Linked DNA regions of Mus musculus: region 2 is linked to region 1. Evidence: chromatin contacts called from ENCODE Hi-C or POLR2A ChIA-PET data. All regions are on one chromosome and are shown on one strand. The core of a region is the stretch at or near the end of the contact, and the rest is flanking DNA. Distances in the headings are between cores, read along the strand shown.

What was found. Hi-C counts contacts between places; a loop is a spot of excess contacts on that map. ChIA-PET counts read pairs that join two places held with the same protein, here RNA polymerase II (POLR2A).
Region 2: POLR2A ChIA-PET joins it to region 1 with 28 read pairs in embryonic stem cell. The contact joins the enhancer-like site here to the promoter of Tmem256 in region 1. A Hi-C loop is called at or near these places in 2 of 37 maps with a recorded cell type or tissue (T-helper 2 cell and heart). POLR2A ChIA-PET finds 5 or more read pairs at or near these places in 4 of 5 experiments (Patski and embryonic stem cell).

What each region holds. Positions count from the first base shown.
Region 1 is chr11:69,837,167-69,840,016 of GRCm38, reverse strand. Tmem256 (transmembrane protein 256) reads right to left here and starts at 1,492. Exons shown (of 4, transcript NM_026982.1): 1 at 1,368-1,492; 2 at 1,066-1,097; 3 at 749-829; 4 at 459-651. The coding sequence starts at 1,452. The coding sequence ends at 508. It overlaps Nlgn2 (neuroligin 2), which reads left to right and starts at 2,233. Exons shown (of 8, transcript NM_001364137.1): 1 at 2,233-2,850.
Region 2 is chr11:69,783,469-69,786,318 of GRCm38, reverse strand. It overlaps Zbtb4 (zinc finger and BTB domain containing 4), which reads right to left. Exons shown (of 4, transcript NM_029348.2): 4 at 2,293-2,850. Chrnb1 (cholinergic receptor, nicotinic, beta polypeptide 1 (muscle)) reads left to right here. Exons shown (of 11, transcript NM_009601.4): 9 at 440-612; 10 at 1,122-1,269; 11 at 1,558-2,283. The coding sequence ends at 1,698. Among named protein-coding and RNA genes, the nearest start is that of Chrnb1, 11 kb to the left of the region's middle. Within about 2 kb of position 1,383, at least 1 of the 3 ENCODE cell types and tissues checked has a DNase peak (open chromatin) inside an H3K27ac peak, as active enhancers do; it is heart, where a contact is called at or near this core.

The DNA.
Region 1 (2,850 bases), core at 243-2,742:
ATGAAATTACTAAAATCTACATTCCCATGTGTTTTTTAAAAAAAGATTTGTTTATTATTATAAAAGCTAAGTACACTGTAGCTGACTTCAGATGCACCAGAAGAGAGCGTCAGATCTCATAACGGATGGTTGTGAGCCACCATGTAGTTGCTGGGATTTGAACTCAGGATCAGCAGTCGGCGCTCTTAACCACTGAGCCATCTCTCCAGCCCCTCATGTGCTCTTTAGGTAAGAGGCTCCATTAGTTCAAGCGCTCTTTATGAGCCCTACACACAATTACAACACCTTGTAAAGATTGGAATTCCAGAACCAGAGGATCTTTGTAGTTAGAAATGCAAATTCAAAGGTAGACTCTCTGCCCTCCCTTGCTCAATGTTAGATGAATAAAGACACCAAAGTTCTTTATATGCCTTTTTCTTTTAATTTCTTTTCTGCTTCAACATTGGCTCCTTCCCTCTGCGCCCAATTACCCAGAAAGGCCAGGACTGGGCGCTTAAACAAGAGACTTCAAAAAGCCAAGGCAAGCCAGCCCAAGATTAGCAGGCTCCCTCCCACAGGCCCCAGAGTCTGGATGCTGGTGTCTCCACTCAGAGCCTGGTAGTAGAAGCTGGTGCAGAATAAGGTAGTTCCAGAAGCTAACAGTAATCCTGCCTGGAAGAGGCAGAGAACAGAATACAGAATTTTAAGAACAAAGCAACATGAGGGAGTAAATGAGGTTTGATTTAAATTAGGCAAGGGAATTGGTTACCCAGACAGGTTTTCTGCAAGAGGGTACCCCTAACAGGGCCAGGCTGTGCAAAAAGTGGTGTTTGTTGGCCTTGTCAAAGAGCTGTAAGAAAAAGAGAAGAGAGAGATTTTCTAAGCAACATAGGACCGAAGTCCATTAACACTGTCACCTCTGACGGCTCAGTTTGCTGCTCCCCCAGGTCTTCAAGCCACAGGCCTGCAGTCCTTGCAGTAGAGACCTACACTTGACTGCCTTCCCATTCATCTCCCCACCCCCTCCCAGTTTAAGGACACCCAAACATCGCGCCAAGTCCAGGAGTCCCAGAACTGTTACTTCACCTCCTTCCCGTAGGCATCCGGAAACTGAGCGCCTGTAGAGAGATGCAAAACCAATCAGAACTGTATTGGCTTAGACCCTCTCAAACCCCAGGGGCACCTAAGTAGACACTGCATCCCTGGAAGCTTCTGACTGGTGGAAACAGATGTAGTACTGAGACGCTTTTGGACCTAAAGACAAACTTGAAGGTTCGGGGTTCCAAGGGATCTCTATTCCATAAAAGACAAGACACTTCCTATAGGTCCCTCCCCGCACCAGATCCCAAAGATTGCCCCCAGCCCAGCTGCATCCCACGTCCCCTGACCGTGTGCCCCGTAGGAGGCCAAACCCAAGGCCCCAGCTCCGGACAAGGCACCTAGGCGGCGGAAAGCAGCCCCTACCCCGGCCATAGCTGTGGGTGGTCACGCGCGGAACCAACACCGCCCTGACCACCCAACAAGCCAGCCAATCCCGATTGCCCATGCAAATAAGGTCCAAAAATGCCCAATCAGGGCTATGTTCATTTCAGAGCCCCGGTTCCCTTACAGACGCCTTTGTAAAACTTCTGTTGAATGGAGAAGATGTCTGGCGGGCGGAGAAACTAGAACCAATTAGGAGCGGAGGAGCGGAGCAGTGGGAGGCGGGGTTGAGGGTGGGACTAGAGGATTTGCGTCACGGATTGGCCCACTTTCCAAGTTGATCGCCTCTTCGACACCCCAACCCCACACCTCCAGCTAATTTGCAAAGATATCGGTCCCCCACAAAGTTCCACCCCTTTTTCTACAGGCTCCTCCTGTTCTGCTTCAAACCAGACCCACTCCTCAAAAGGGGCGGCCCCACGGATTTCTAAGCTCCACCTATTGCCATCAAACCCCTCCCATCCCACGATGGCTCCGCCTCTGTGCCTAGAGGCCCCGCCTTCTTCGTGTGATGCCCTGCCCTCTATAGTTCAGCTGTTCTCCCCCTTGCTAGACCCGGAGAGCCCAGAGGGTGGGAGATCCGGGGGGGCGGGGGGAGAGATGTCTTCACCCTGCTCTAGTTCGCTACGTCCATCCGTCCGTCTGTCCACTCCCACCCCTTTCACTGTCTTCAATCCCCCCCCACACTCCAGAGGGCGGGTGGGCAGGCGGGTGCAAGCGAGGGGTGTGCGCCGCTCTCTCGGCAGGGGGCGGGGGAGGCGGCCGCGCGGTGACGCGCGGGGCTGCTGCGGCTGCTCCGCCGGCGGATCATCACTCTCGAGCTGGGATGGACGCGGGGCGGGCGGGCCCTGGCGCGCAGAGCCAGGAGTCCGGGCCTCCTGGCTACTGAGCATTTCCCAAAGCCTCCCCTAGCCCTTGCCTTCCTTCCTAGGAGCCGCACCGACCTCTGCCTCGAGGCTCGGGACTCGGCCCCCGCCCTCTTCTGACTCCCCGGATCTCCCTCCCGCCCGCCCTCGGGATCGACTAGATCCCTCCCCCTCCCCGAGGATTCCGGCTGGATCCCTGCCCCTGCACCGCGGATTCTGCGCTCCGGGGCTCCGGGCCCCTAGGGATTGCCGTGGACTCCTCCTCCAGCACCCGATCCCTTAGGATCTGTCGCCTGAACCGCCTCCTGGTCCCTCGAAGCCATCCCAGAGAACCAGTGGATCTCCAATCTAGTCCTGTCCCATTGCTCCCTCCTGGCTCAGCCTTTCCCACTGCGGGGTTCCCTGTTCTTGAGCTCTCTCTGACCCTATACCCTAGCTTTCCTTTTCCTGGGGATCGACTGGATTCCGGCCCCGCCCCCCGGGGCTGGGGCGATCCCCCTCCCCCGCCGGGTGAGGCGCTGCA
Region 2 (2,850 bases), core at 134-2,633, 54 kb after region 1:
AGGCACCAAATCTGACCTAAAAGAGCTCTTTTTTAAAGTGTATATACATTGTGTGTGTGGTGTGTGATTATATATATATGTGTGTGTGTGTGTACACATATACATGTGTATACACACACATATATTTTTTACATGAATGAATGTTTGTTTCATGTATGTATATATGTACTACCTACGTGCCTAAGACTTACAGATGGTTGTGAGCCACCATGTGGCCCTGGAAACCAGGGTTCTCTGGAAGAGCAGTCAGTGCTCTTAACTGCTGAGCCATCTATCTGTCCAGCCCTAAAGCTGTGCAGTAGAGGTTCTGCCAGTGTAGCTCAGGAGTACTGTGAGTGCGCATGTACAGGAAGGGACATCTGGGGTGTGAATCCTTAGCTGCTTTCTTTGTGATTGAAAGCATTAAAGCCCTCTGTAATATGTCACTTCTACTGTATAGATCTTCATTCACAAGCTCCCTCCATACCTGGGTCTGAAGAGGCCCAAACCCGAGAGAGACCAACTCCCTGAACCACATCACTCTCTTTCTCCAAGAAGTGGCTGGGGCAGAGGAACTGATGAATATTTCATCCGGAAGCCTCCAAGTGATTTTCTTTTCCCTAAACTTAACAGGTAAGACCTACACTAGTCGCTGGGTGTGGTGGTGCACGCCTTTAATCCCAGCACTCGGGAGGCAGAGGCAGGCAGATTTCTGAGTTCGAGGCCAGCCTGGTCTACAAAGTGAGTTCCAGGACAGCCAGGGCTATACAGAGAAACTCTGTCTCGAAAAACAAAACAAACAAAAAAACAAAACAAAACAAAAAACAACAACAAAAAAAGACCTACACTAATCAATCACTTGGGCAAGGGAGAGCTACAGCTCCCAGAAGACAGTGGAAGGTAATGTGGCCTAGCATCATGGGAGTTGTAGGAACCTTGTCTGTGCTTGCATTGTAAAAAGGTGGCATTTAAAAGTTTAAAGAGCCAGAAACTTGCAAAAGTCTGGAGAGGTCGGAAGGTCTCTCCCAGGTACGGAAGGTTGTTGGAGGAGGCAGCTGGAGCAGGGTTGACAGGTCAACGGGAACTTCACATTCTCTTTGAACCCAGGGTGTGGTCAAACAGTCCCCACCCTACACACACAGGTTTCAGCCTGAATCATCTGCCCCGGACCTGCGACGATTTATCGATGGTCCAACCCGGGCTGTAGGTCTGCCTCAGGAGCTACGAGAGGTCATTTCCTCAATCAGCTACATGGCCCGACAGCTTCAGGAACAGGAGGACCACGACGCAGTAAGTCCAAAGAGTCTGGAGCCTGTGGGCTCATGGACCTCGGCTCCACCCTTAACTTTAAGCTCCGCCTTTAGCAGGCCCTTCCGTTTCTGATTGGAAGTGTGCTTGGTTTGTCCTTCCTGCTTTCCGACTGGTTTCCTTGCTTTCATATCTAGCTGGAGCCTTACTTTTGCGCTACTTATCTTTTTCTCACATTCCAAGTAACAATACCTTGGCAGAAAACTGAAAGGGGTGGGCACCCCAAAACTCCAGACCTGGAGTTATTTATTTATTTTTGTCTACCCTTAGCTGAAGGAGGACTGGCAGTTTGTGGCCATGGTTGTGGACCGTCTTTTTCTGTGGACATTCATCGTTTTCACAAGCGTCGGGACCCTAGTCATTTTCCTAGATGCCACGTACCATTTGCCCCCTCCTGAACCTTTCCCTTGAGGACCCTCCGGTCATTTTTGCCAAATGCTGCAGGTACTCTCAAGCTCAATAGCGCTTGGCGCTTGTAAGAATCTTGTTTCTGGGAAGACGTTCAAGTGAGACTTGGAGGCTGAGCATGGTGCCTTGGACCCACCCGAAATGTCCTTCTACTTATTATTTAGAGTTTTGTTCTTCTGCGGTTTTGTTTTTGTTGTTTTTGAGACAGAGTCTCACTCTGTGGCCCAGGCTAGCCTGGAACTGTGGCGTCCAGGCTGGTCTCAAACTCCCAACAATGTTACTTCCTTAGCCTAGCAATTGTTGGAATCACAGACCTGGTAAACCAGCACACTTGGAGTTTGTTTCTTGAAACTACATAGAATGTCACAGCTTAGATCTCTAGTGAAATAGAATTATAACCAAGTAGTAGACTGTAAGCCTTTTGAGGACAGGAGATCTGTTGGCTACTGAATTATCCCCAGCAATGTGTACAGGTCCTAGCCCATAAGTGCTTAACATTTGTTGAAGAGAGGGAAAATAAATCTGGAAGGAAATATAAATATCGCCTACAATTGCACGTATTAAAATTAAAATGTAGAAAATGATTAATCATTTTTGTCTATTTTTAACTTTCTAAAATTTATTTTTTGCAATGATTACCACCTTTAGAGTGAAAAAAGGTTATTTCTAAAAGTCAGCATTTGCAATAAACATTTAAAAAAGGGGGAGGGGGGGAGTGGTGGTGAATGCCTGTAATCTCAGAACTTGGAAGACAGAGGCAGGAGGATTGCTATGAGTTCAAGGCCAACCTCTGCTACATATTGAGAGATCTCATTCAAACCAGGCATAGTGTCCCATACTTAGAACCCCAGCGTTGGAAGGCTGAGGCAGGACTGCTGTGGGTTTCACCCAGTCGAGGTTATAGAATGAGACCTTGTCTCACACACAACCTTATTCAAGTGCTAGCTCTGGCACACAAACCACTAAACTACTCACTATCTGTTGTTATATCTGTAAAATGGAGCACGTAGTAGTATGTGCCCATAGAGAATTCCTAACAGTATATATCAGAGCTTTCAAACAGGTGCATTTTTTTTTTTGGCTTGGGTTTTTTTGTTTTGTTTTATTTTTTGCCTATGTCCTTGGGCTGTACAGTATTTATTGGTTTGTTTTTAG